Regions from separate parts of the Mus musculus genome. Here region 2 is linked to region 1. The links are chromatin contacts, found by POLR2A ChIA-PET in ENCODE. All regions are on one chromosome and are shown on one strand. The core of a region is the stretch at or near the end of the contact, and the rest is flanking DNA. Distances in the headings are between cores, read along the strand shown.

Region 1 (5,962 bases), core at 1,052-3,551:
GAGGAGAAGAGTCAGAGGGTAACAACCTTCTGTTCTCTCCTGTGGACTATATGAGCATTAGTCATGTGATCATCCCCATAGTTGGGTTGAAAATTGAAACAGCAGCTCTTACACAGCATGGACTTAGGATGAAGAAATATCTATTCCTTGGATCTGTTCCCGATCTGTGAACATTGGCAGAAACGGGGACTGAGATCAAAACAGGACTGGCACTCACTCTTTTCAGAGCTGGTACCCCTTCATCCACGAAAAGATGGAGTCCACTATTGTGCTTTCAATGTAAAAATGTTCCCTGTGGCTCAGGTGGATCCTGTGGGATCTGGAAATCAGGGAGGCTTCCTCTGCTCCAGACCAATATGTGTGTGTACCCCTATACATGTGCAGCACTTATCTAGAGGTCATAAGACAACTTGTTCTCTCCTTCTCCATGTGTGCTCAGGGTTCCAAACTCAGGTTGTTAGGCTTTATGGCAAGCACCAAACATTGAGACATCTTGCTGGCCCAATGATTCCTTTGTATTGCCTCAGACTGTGCAACCTTTCTTTCAGAGAGGAATGAGCAGTGACAACACTCAATTTCTCTACTTCTACATCACCCAGACCCCATCTGCTTCTATGTCCCACAGCCTTGAGAGCCCTGGGAAGATGGCTAAGCCCCAGTTGCAAGTCTCAACTGCCCACAGCAAAGGACACACAACTGCTGTCACTGTCTGCTTAGGATCCTGCCCCACAAGTATTATTTCAGAAATTGCTGTTGCTGTTGTGATAGATAGCATGCCATGTCGAGGTATCGATACACCTTCAGATGGAGCAGTCTCAGATGTGAGTCCAATCATCCACACCAAGTGCATTGCAACCCTCCGCTGCCATTCCACACCACATGGAGAAAGCAGAGACACATCAGTAATTTCTCCCATGGATGGTTTGGCTTCAATTTCATGTCTTATATCCCAGTAACCGTGAACCTGATCCTCCCAAGCCCATTTTGGTCCTGCTGGGTCCCCACTTGGGTGTAGAGTATTTTATTACTTTCTCCGGAGAGATATGATAGATATCTATTCACCCCAGACAGGACTCCAACAACAGACCAAATGAATGATCCCATCAAAGCCCATCCTTACCATCCAACACAGTTTGGCAATCCCATAAATGCATTGAAGGTTACTTACAGACACGAGTGAGGCGTTACTTAATACTCATAAACACCTACAACACTGAAAAGCCCACTCCAGCATGAATGACAACTCACAAAAGCTAGATCACTGGAGTGTGCCACCAATGAATTCAATCAATTAATACACACACACACACACACACACCATTACCATACTGGCTATCCAGAAGTTCACTATATAGACAAAGCTGGCCTCCAACTCACTCATCTGCCTGCCTCTGCCTCTTCAATGATGGGATTAAAGGCATCAGCCACTACACCCATACCATCAATTAACCTTCTAGTTCCCATATACACTAATATTTCTGAAGTCCAGATGTGGCTAGTAGGATTCCTTGTGATTGGGGAACATAGGAGGGTGTGAATGGCTAGAATCCCCAGTAAGGGTAATCACAGCTTTTCTGATTTTGAAACAGTAACAGCCTTGTGTGGAGCCTGGGGGACAGTATTTCACAATAGGTGGCTTAGGAATTGGTCCTGGCATAAAGTCTGCTCAAGGGCCAATAGAAGCTACCCCTGAAACCTGCATGCTGCAGCATCTCCTCCCCTTTATCCAGGTATTTGAGAAGCCACTTCAACGCACCTTCCCTCCAAGAAAGATGTGCATGATATAACAAAACCAGATGCCTCTTGCTTGCACCTAGTGATCTGAGACTCCTCGGTATCCACTGCAACCCAGGAGCGCAGGTCCTCTCGGTCAGAGAGATGTAATCCTGGCCTTCATAAGTGATGTGCTTATACCCACGGAGGAGGTGATGGTCTGGCCCTATGTCACAGCCGATTAGTCACTGGACAGTGTGAGACTCTGTTGAGGCCAAAGTGGTCAGCACCATGTCCCAGGTTAGCCCCATTCATTGCACACAGCCTGCTCGTGATTGGTCAAAGCCTACTTCAAACTGAAATGAAACCACAGTAAATTTCTGCAGGCTTCTCCAGGATTGCAGGAACTTGCAGATTTCACCAGCCCAAGGTACATATTTCATAAGAATATGCGGAGACTATAGACTAGCCTTCCATATAGGATCACTCACCATTCTCTCTCTGGCTATGATAGCCGAACAGGGTCCACAGTTCGATTTGACCGAGTATTAAGATCCTCCTGGCGAGGCGCATCAGCTCCTCCAAATGCTCAGGTTCCTGAGCTATAAATGGCACCCACGGCTCCACCCACTGACTCTCCAAGTCTTTGCTGAAGCTCGTGATCTGTATGTTGTCCATGTAGCCTCGGTGAACCGAGGTTTGCCTTAGCCAGGATCGTACAAGGTGGTGGTGAAATACCGCAGGGAGTGTGAGCCTAGGGGTGGTGCGGGGGTCAACCCAGGTGGACCTGGAGACAAGCGGACTTGCTGGGAGGAGAACTAGCACACAGGGCTCCAGACACGGATTGGAGAAGAGAGCCTGGCAGAGGGTGTGTAGTTGGGAGACAGCCGCTGAGACTTAGCGTTCCCTGAGCTATTGCTGCCCAGCCTCCTCCCTCCTCCCCACAGAAGTGGCTTCACTTTCCACCCTGCACTCACCCGCGCTGGCCTGAGTTGGGACCAGGGCGGTCGCCAGCAATGGAAAGAGGGTGTGCAGCACCACGGACCCCATCCTCCGTGTTTGGAGAACTTGAAGAGCAAGATCCCTGTCTATGAAGTTTTATAGCGTTGTGGGTGTGTGGGGGCAGATCATGACTCTTAGTGGTTCTACAAAATTCCCACACACAACAGAAGTGAACATGTGGGTGTCCAAACATTACTGGGGAAAAGAGGTTTCCCATTTGTGGATTCTTAGAGTGTTTTTGATTAAAAAGAAAAGAAAGAAAAGCCAATAACAAGCCAGAGTCAGAAGGACGCTCCAGGTTCACCTCATTAGTTCGGGATGGCGGGGAGGGGGAGGGGTGAGGGAAGGCAACAACACTAGCAAACCATAATCTTAGCAGGGGCTAAGGGTCATCAATGGGGGAGGGTAAGCAGCTGTAGAAAGGAGAAAAGAAAGGATTAACCCCTTGAGTTATAAATCAGGAAAGCAAACAGACTCAGCAGTTAATCTACAAGGAAGTGGATTTGGGGGGAGGGCTGGGGGGATACTTCAGGAACGTAGTAAGTACATTATTTCATTTGGGGTATTATTATTCCTTCCATTTCCTTTGCATGTTTTCAAATGACCAGCTTTCCAGAGGGGTTGTCTGCTGGCTAGGTGATTAACAAGTCTAGTTAGATTAGCTCCCAAAGAAGGTGGAAGGGGGCATTGGTATGCAATATTCTAATCTCTGGGACAGATCGGAATGCATAGTCTCCACCCTTGTCAGAAGTGGAGATTAGTTTCCATTCTTTTGACCAAAGTCAAGTTACCCAAAAGCCCTGATACCCCTACCCTTCTCAACTGGTAAATGGATGTGTGTGAGCGGGCCCATTCTTAACAACCCCTAAGCCAGGTGACGCTTGTCTAGCTGCCTAACACTGGCAGAAGCTCCTGAGAACTGACGGTGTGTAAACTAGAGAAATGAACCCTGGGGCCACAAGGAAACTTCAATCCTTAGACTGCTTGAAAGCAAGATCCTAGACCAGATAATTTACCCACAGCCCCTCCTCCTGCACCTAGAGTCCTTTACCACAGTAAACCCTTTATGCAGCACCCTGGTAGAGAGCTGTATGTGTCAGGAAGTCCCAACCTTTTTGTTTCAGGATCTCTGTATGCTCTCACAGATTAGGGAGGACTTCAAACAGATGTTAAGCAGGGTGCATCCATCAATCTTACTTGGGCTAAAAAGTAAAACATGTGTTGAGTTCAGTTCCCAGAATCTTGCAGCTCACAGCTGTTAAGTTTCCAACTGGGACAAATGGCAGAGGTGCCTGTTTAACATACCAAAGTGGAGTGGCCTCCAGATTCTTCTGTCCTTGAGTACCTACCCTCAACAGGGTATGGCTGAAGTACCCTTCCCTCCCCCAACTCCCTTAGACTCTTCCCTGTCCATAATCTCGGCATTTTAGTTACTTGCTCCCTTTTGTACCTCTGACCTCCTGGCTGCTACACCTGGTTTCCCTCTTCTCTCCCTTCTCCTCCCCATCTCCCCACATGGCCCATCTCAGTCACCAAGGCCACTCTGGACTCTCCCAAATGTCTCTGCCTCTAGCTGTCCTCTCCCTCTTATCTGCAATATTTTTTTTTCCTCGCCATACCTAGGTCCAGCCATTTCCTCTCCTTTCCTTTTTATTTCCATCCAACAGCCACCTATAACCCAAGCTCTAGGGGATTCATGAAAGGTCTTTGAATAAACTTGACCTCATTTCTCCTGTAAACTCTTCCTGCTCAATGAGTCTCCTGAGAGACCTTGAAGAACAGAAACTGTCATGTAATTTTGTCTCTGTCAAAATGCTTACAGAGGCTCTGTTATATCCACTGAGCAGCCTTCCCTCCCTCCATAAGCAAACCATCTTTATTATATTTTTATGTGCTTTACCTGCATGGATGTGTGTGTACCACATGAACGAAGTGCCCACAGAGACCATCAGACCCCCGGGGACTGGTATTACAGAGGGTTGTGAGTCACCATGTGGAAGAACAGCAGGTTCCTAAATGCTGAACCATCTCTCTAGCTCCTGGGCCATCTCTAACGGCCTACTTTTAGTTTTTTGGGTTTTTTGGATTTTTTTGTTTTTTTGTTTTTTTTTTTTTCCAGTCTCACTTAACACTTCTTTAAAAAAATTTTTTATTAGGTATTTTCTTTATATACATTTCAAATGCTATCCCGAAAGTTCACTATACCCTCCCCCTGCCCTGCCCCCCTACCTACCCACTCCTGCTTCTGGCCCTGGCATTCCACTGTACTGGGGCATATAAAGTTTGCAATACCAAGGGGCCTCTCTTCCCCAGTGATGGCCTACTTTTAGTTTTAAGGAAACCAATAAAAGTATAAGTTACCACAAATGGGAAACAAAGAAGCAAAAAACCGTATTAAAAACTCTGTTGTACTGTTTGATTTCTTTATGAGAAAGAGTTTGTCTGGGTCTATGGAATGCACATTAAAACTGTTTTCCTGACGGAACCTTCGATCAGAATCACACAACTTGATCTTCTCCCCACATCCACATAAAAATTTTTTCAGAATTAATGTAATATTTTAAAAATATACTTAAAATTTAGCTCATCACTGAAGAACAAGCATGTGGGAGGTTAGGCTAAGAAAGGAGGTTTGCCATGAGTTTGAGGCCAGCCTGGGTTACATGATACTCTTTCTCAACCAAAGAAACATAGATGAGGCTGGGCAATAGTGGTACATGCCAGCCTGACCTACTGAGTGAGTTCCACGACAGCCAGGGCTACACCGAGAAACAGTGTTTCAAAAAACCAAACCAAACAGCACAAACAGAAAGAAAAATGATCAAGCTTGTATGTTTCCAAAATGTCACAATTGAATTACAATAAATTCAATAAGTGAATTCAGTTTCCATGGTGAGAATTTGGCAGGTAATATTGCTTTCCTTGGTAATCTAATTGAAGCAAACCCATATCCATTTATTCCAATCTTAATTACTAATATTCTCTCAAATATGACATATCACACTGTAAATATATGTATAGATGAGGGTCACAGAATAGATGCAGATATTGAGGAGGTTACAGTAGCATTTCATGATGCTTTTGAAGCGGGCTTATAGAAATGTAAATGCAGGGGCTAGAAAGTTGGCCCAGGTTAAGAGCATCTTGGTTTGATTCTCACCACCCAGGCTGTGGCTCACAAGCAATTCCAGTTCCAAAGTGTGGGGCAGAGTGTGGGGATGCTGCCCCTCATCTGGCTTCCTCCTCT
Region 2 (5,962 bases), core at 2,332-4,831, 42 kb after region 1:
GAGTTCCAGGCCAGCCAGGTCTACATGTTAAAAAGCCATCACTTAAAAAGCCAGATAGTCAAAAAGAAGAGCTACCTGGCCGGGTGTGGTGGCGCACGCCTTTAATCCCAGCACTTGGGAGGCAGAGGCAGGAGGATTTCTGAGTTTGAGGCCAGCCTGGTCTACAGAGTGAGTTCCAGGACAGCCAGGGCTACACAGAGAAACCCTGTCTCGAAAAACCAAAAAAAAAAAAATAAAAAAATTAAAAAAAAAACAAAAACAAAAACAAAATAAAATAAAAACCGAAGTGCAAGAGCATTTGTCTAGCTTAGATATCATCTTTTTATCTAATGTCACCTTCTTAGCCATGAAAAGGGACTTTGATTCCAGTTTCTTTCCCAATTCAAATAACAAAATAACCAACAGCCATAACATAGGCATCCCTGTTTACTGACGTGTCTGTTCCTTTGGATTTGATCTCAGAAGTGACAAGTTTGGGTAGAAAAACCTTATCTCAGCCGAAGGATGAAGGGAGGTCAACTATCCTACAGGTCATTTGACCTTGGAGGACTCACCTTCCACTTTCAACTCCATTGCTGCCTCTTCTTGGTAAGAGTGGTCTCTGAAGAAGCAGGTGTAGCCTCCTTCATCTGAGAATCTCACGTTCTGAATCCTAAGGGTAACCTTTCCCTCACTGATAGTCTCTTTCAGAAGCTCTGTGCGTCCCCGGTATTCAGGTGCTTGCTCTGCATCTTGGTCCTTGCCATTTCGGTAGAGGTGAACCACTCTTGAGAAGGGAGAACGGTACCAACCCACCTCCATGCCCGTGGCATTTTTCCCAGGAGAGATGCGGCACGGCAGCTCTGCTTCATCCCCAACTAAAGCCCGGATGGGATACCCTGGTCCTATCACTCTGAATTGTCCTGTCCAAGACACAAGAGTGGGAAAAAATAACAACAACAAGTATCAGATGTGACAAATTCATCCATCATAAGAAGGCTGCTTCAAAAAGGGTGAGAGGGCCGGGCGGTGGTGGCGCACAACTTTAATCCCAGCACTTGGGAGGCAGAGGCAGGCGGACTTCTGAGTTCGAGGCCAGCCTGGTCTACAAAATGAGTTCCAGGACAGCCAGGGCTATTCAGAGAAACCCTTTCCCCCCTCCCCCCCCCAAAAAGGGTGAGGAAGGAAACATTTTTCATTTTTATTTTATTTTTGAGACAGGATCTCACTGTGTAGCCCTGGCTGGGCTAGAACTCACAGAGATCTGCCTGCCTTTGCCTCCCAAGTGCTAGGATCAAAGCTGTATACCACCACACTCAGTGGTTTGTTTTATTTTAAAGTGTGTGTGTGTGTGTGTGTGTGTGTGTGTGTGTGTATCAGTACACACATGAGTGCAGGTGACTTCAGAGGCCAGAGGCATTTGTCACCTCCCCCCCCCCCCCCATCTCCAGTCCTTTGTAAGTGAAGTATATACTCTTTACCACGGAGTCATCTCTTGAGCCCCTATTTATTAATTTTGAGAAAGGATCTTGCTCTGTAGTGCAGATTGGTCTTGCACTCATAGCAATCCTCCTGTCTCGCCTTTTTAAGTGCTGGAATTATGAGCATGTGCCACTGTGCTTAGCTTAGGACACTCAATTTTTTTGGTAAAGGTTTTGCCTCTGTATCAGAGTGGGTGACTCTATGTCACCTTTGTGCAGCTACTCTTGGAACCCATAAGAGGCTGTGAGATCCCTTGGAGTTGGGGTTACAGGTAGCTGTGAGCTACCCCATAAATGATGGTACTGAGACCCCTACCTTGGATCTTCTGCAAGAGCAGCGAGCATACTTAACTGCTGAATCATCTCTTCAATACCTCTCCTCATTATTTGATTTTTTTTTTTTTTAAGACATGCTTATAGTTCAAGCAGGCCTTAATCTTCCATGTAGCTGAGACTGACTTGAATTTCTGGTCCTTCTGCTTCCATCCCACAAATGCTACAATTATAAGTAAGGGTTCACCACCAGGCCAGGTTTGGGAATATCACATGGAATTCATGAACCCTCAGTAGGGCTTTTTTTTTTTTTTTTTACTTTAAGCTAATATGAAGTAAGCAGTCTCTAGGAAAAGATATGTTCTGAGCCGGGCGTGGTGGAGCACGCCTTTAATCCCAGCACTTGGGAGGCAGAGGCAGGCAGATTTCTGAGTTCAAGGCCAGCCTGGTCTACAAAGTGAGTCCCAGGACAGCCAGGGCTATAAAGAAAAATCCTGTCTCGAAAAACCAAAAAAAAAAAAAAAAAAAAAAGATATGTTCTGAATGTCTAGGACAGAATGCTCCACCATGAAATCATCTGACAATGGCTTCCACTTTTCTACCAGCTATGTTCATCTCTGACTCCTCAGCTCAGATGCTTGCCTCCTTGTCATGTGGCCCACTACTTCTAAGTGCTTCCCAGCGCTCTAGGTTGTTGGGAGTCACCCCATGGATGTGGGTGCCGGTAATCAAACTCCAGTTTCCCATAAGAGAAGTAATACTCTTTACCACAAAGCCATCTCTCTAACCCCTATGTATTAATTCTCTTCTTTTCATTTGTATCTTCAGCCTTATGCTAGCTCTGGAAACTTCTCTGGACATCTCCCCAGTGAGAATCAGCTACTAGCAAACTGGGCTCTTCCTTATACCAGGATGCCCACAGAGGATGCCTGGACTAGGGCGGTTTCTTTATTTCTTCTTTTAGTTGGACAACAGGCTCCTGTATCTCTGCCTTATTCTGCAGAGCAAGTTCTCAAACATAACTCGATGCTATAACTCAACTTGTTTTTGTTTTTGTTTTTAAATATATTATTTTATTTGTGTTGTTTCATTTTAGCATTCAGGCTTAGAGACAAGCACATTTGCCCACTGAGCCACCTCACTGACCCTCAACAAACATTTATTGAGATCTGCTACAAACAGGCATTGCCTTAATGTGCAAAGTACAAAAATACTCTCACTTAACTCTGACGGTAACTCCAAGAAGTTAGTGTCCTCTTTTGAACGATGAAAAAAGGAAACGAAACTAGGGCTACAGATAGAGCTTAGTTGTGAATTGTGAACTTAGCTTGCACCAGGCCCTGAGTTTAATTCCCAGTACCATATGAATAGGGAAAGGTTTGGGTTTACCCGCCCCCCCCCCCCAAGAAGTCAGGAAGGCCTTTAAGGAGAGAGACTATGCCAACAGACCCAAGCATAAACAGGAAGTTTGTATAGCCATTTGAGGATGATTAAAAGAGGTTAGCCAAGGACACTCCCTTTCTGCTCCTAGGTCTCTGCAGGGGTGGAATGAGCATGCTTACCTGCATAGCTGCATGACAACTGGAGGAGAAGGAGGAGGAGAAGGGAGAGGAAGCAGCTGGGCCAAGAGAAGCTCCACAAACAGGCCATCTTTATGGTTACCGGGGACAGAGTCCCTAACAGCAGGGTCAGGCCAAGCTGAGGTCCTCCGGCTGCATGTCCCTTCCTCCAAGAAGCCCGAAGGGAGAATCTGGGAGGGCACTACTGCCCAAGCCCAACCTCCATGTAAGCATTACCACAGCTGTGCCCTGAGGAATGGCCCCACGTCACCCTTGCCAGATATTTGTACAAAAGGACTACAGATCCATTGATGACCAGGGTTTGCTTTCCGACCCAACCCCTCACAGCACTGGAGCAGTGGCTGCCTGGTACTGGGCATTTCTCTTTTCCCCTCCATGGATCCAGTCTTGGGAAGGGCATGTAGTGGTTAGTCAGTGATAATCAGAGGGACTTGTTTGTAAAGTCTATAAGGCTTGTTTAACTCTTTTTTGTTTGTTTGTTTCGAGACAAGGTTTCTCTGTATAGCCCTGGCTGTCCTGGAACTCACTTTGTAGACCAGGCTGGCCTTGAACTCAGAAATCTGCCTGCCTCTGCCTCCTGAGTGCTGGGGTTAAAGGTGTGAGCCACCACGCTCGACTTTGTTTAACTCTTATTGTCACCAAAAACTATCTAGGGGAGAGTGATTAAAAAATAGAAAGCATTCAGCCTTGACTTGCTGTGTCTATTTTGTTTGTGTGTGGTCTTGTATATACCATCCTGGTCACAAACTAATATAGCACAGGACCACCTTTAACTATGGATCCTCCAGGCTTTATATCCCGACTACTAGGTGATGAGACCACCTATAATCGTCATACCCTAACCTAGTCTTCTCTTCCTCCTCCCCTACCCCAACTCTGAGACAAGGTTTTCCTACGGTTGGCTGCCCTGGAACTTGACATGTAGACCAGGGTGGACTTGAACTCACAGAGATTCACCTGCCTCTGTGAGTGCTGGGACTAAAAACCTGCACCTCCATGCCCAGCCTCTTCTATTTTGCTGACAAAGGATGGATATGAGTTTTCGTTGGTGAAAGTTGGTGGGTTTGTATTCATTTGGTTCATTTGGTTTGGAGAGTAGGTCTTACTCTGTGACCTGGAACTCACTATGTAGCCCAGGCTGGCCTCAACTTTTCAGGGAGCCTCCTGTCTCTGCCTTTATAGTGCTGGGATTTCAGGTGTGAGCCACTATGCCCGGCTATCAAAGATTATATTGAGAAAGTCACAAGGTAGACAGTAGGAGCTGACCGTCATTTGTGCCCAGAGAAGCAGTACTAATGAGAAAGAGAAGCAGCAATTGTCAGTCAACATGGGGACAGCTTCAGGAACAGAAGCAGCATGCAGATGCAGGTCCTGCCTTGGCGTTGTTCACAGCTGAAAGTGATATCTATAATGAAAATAGGACCTTTTTGTTTTGAAACAGGATCCTACCTGGCTTGTAAGCCAGGATCCTCCTGTGTTAGTCTTCCAAGTACTAGGCTTATAGGCCTAGGCCATTATGCCAGGTGTGGCCTGTTTTATTTTTTTAAACATGGAATTGGGTTGGGTTGTTTGTTGTTATTAATATTAATTCTGTGTGAGTGCCTCTTTCTTATATCTGAGATAGCATTTAATGTTATTTTGGTCTGTATATTAGCCAGTCTGACTGGGGTGAAATAGAATCTCAAAGTCATTTTAATTTGCATTTCTGTTTTTTTAAAAATTTATCTTGTTGATCTTTCCTTATCAGGACTCAAATAACATCCTTGCTATTTTACACAAACATACAGTATCTCGTTCAAACTTTTCGTATTTATCTAATTAGGCATTCCACAATATTTAGGTCGCTTCCATTAAAAAATAATCTGACAGGCTGAAACAGAAAAATGTATCTAGTTAATTTAAGCTAATAACTATTTAACAACATGGTATGTGCTGTGCTTAATTAATAAAATAAAACAATCTTAAAGTGTTTAGGGCTTCCAGGAGCAGGGTAAGAGAGAGATCCATTAGTGATCTCCTGGGTTGTGTACAATGTCCAATCTCCTCCCAGGGACAGAAATGGCTCAGAAAGCAATCCTCTGACCAATAATTAGAGTCCTGAAGTTCCCACTCCTTGGTATTATATAAGATGTTGATCATGAAGGAGGGGTCCAGTTTTAATATCTTCAATCTGCTAACAGCTACCTAGCAATGAAACCTTGAACAACTGCCCTGACCACATGCCTATGAAGTTTACTTTGCCTGAATCATACTGGTGTGTTTGAATGAATCTGAAGAGTCTACTGGGATTCAGTGACTGATAGATGAAAGGTCCAGGCTATCCCCATTTAGCGAGAAGCCTCATAGGTTTGCTGGGAAAATAATAATGCTGACATGAACCAGCCTGATGCAATTCCTATCAAATGAGTGTTTGAGAAACAAGCACATGGTAGAAAGCATTGACTCTCCCATTCTGCACTTCCTTTTAGGTAACAAACTGTGACTTTTTGTTGATGTTGTTATGATTATAGAGTGTCAAATAGTCCAGGCTGTCCTGAAACTCGATATATAGCTGAGAAAAACCTTGGTCTCCTGATCCTACTGCCTTTGCTTCCCAAATGCTGAGATTACCGAGATACCCCACCATACCTGGCAGGTCAGAGTGTCACC

The links. ChIA-PET counts read pairs that join two places held with the same protein, here RNA polymerase II (POLR2A).
Region 2: POLR2A ChIA-PET joins it to region 1 with 22 read pairs in embryonic stem cell. The contact joins the promoter of Mog here to the promoter of 2410137M14Rik in region 1. POLR2A ChIA-PET finds 5 or more read pairs at or near these places in 5 of 5 experiments (Patski and embryonic stem cell).

The regions. Positions count from the first base shown.
Region 1 is chr17:36,978,936-36,984,897 of GRCm38, forward strand. It overlaps 2410137M14Rik (RIKEN cDNA 2410137M14 gene), which reads right to left and starts at 2,302. Exons shown (of 4, transcript NM_029747.3): 1 at 2,205-2,302. The coding sequence starts at 2,207. It also overlaps the pseudogene H2-M4-ps and a transcript of H2-M5 not described here.
Region 2 is chr17:37,019,817-37,025,778 of GRCm38, forward strand. It overlaps Mog (myelin oligodendrocyte glycoprotein), which reads right to left and starts at 3,582. Exons shown (of 8, transcript NM_010814.2): 1 at 3,296-3,582; 2 at 555-902. The coding sequence starts at 3,383.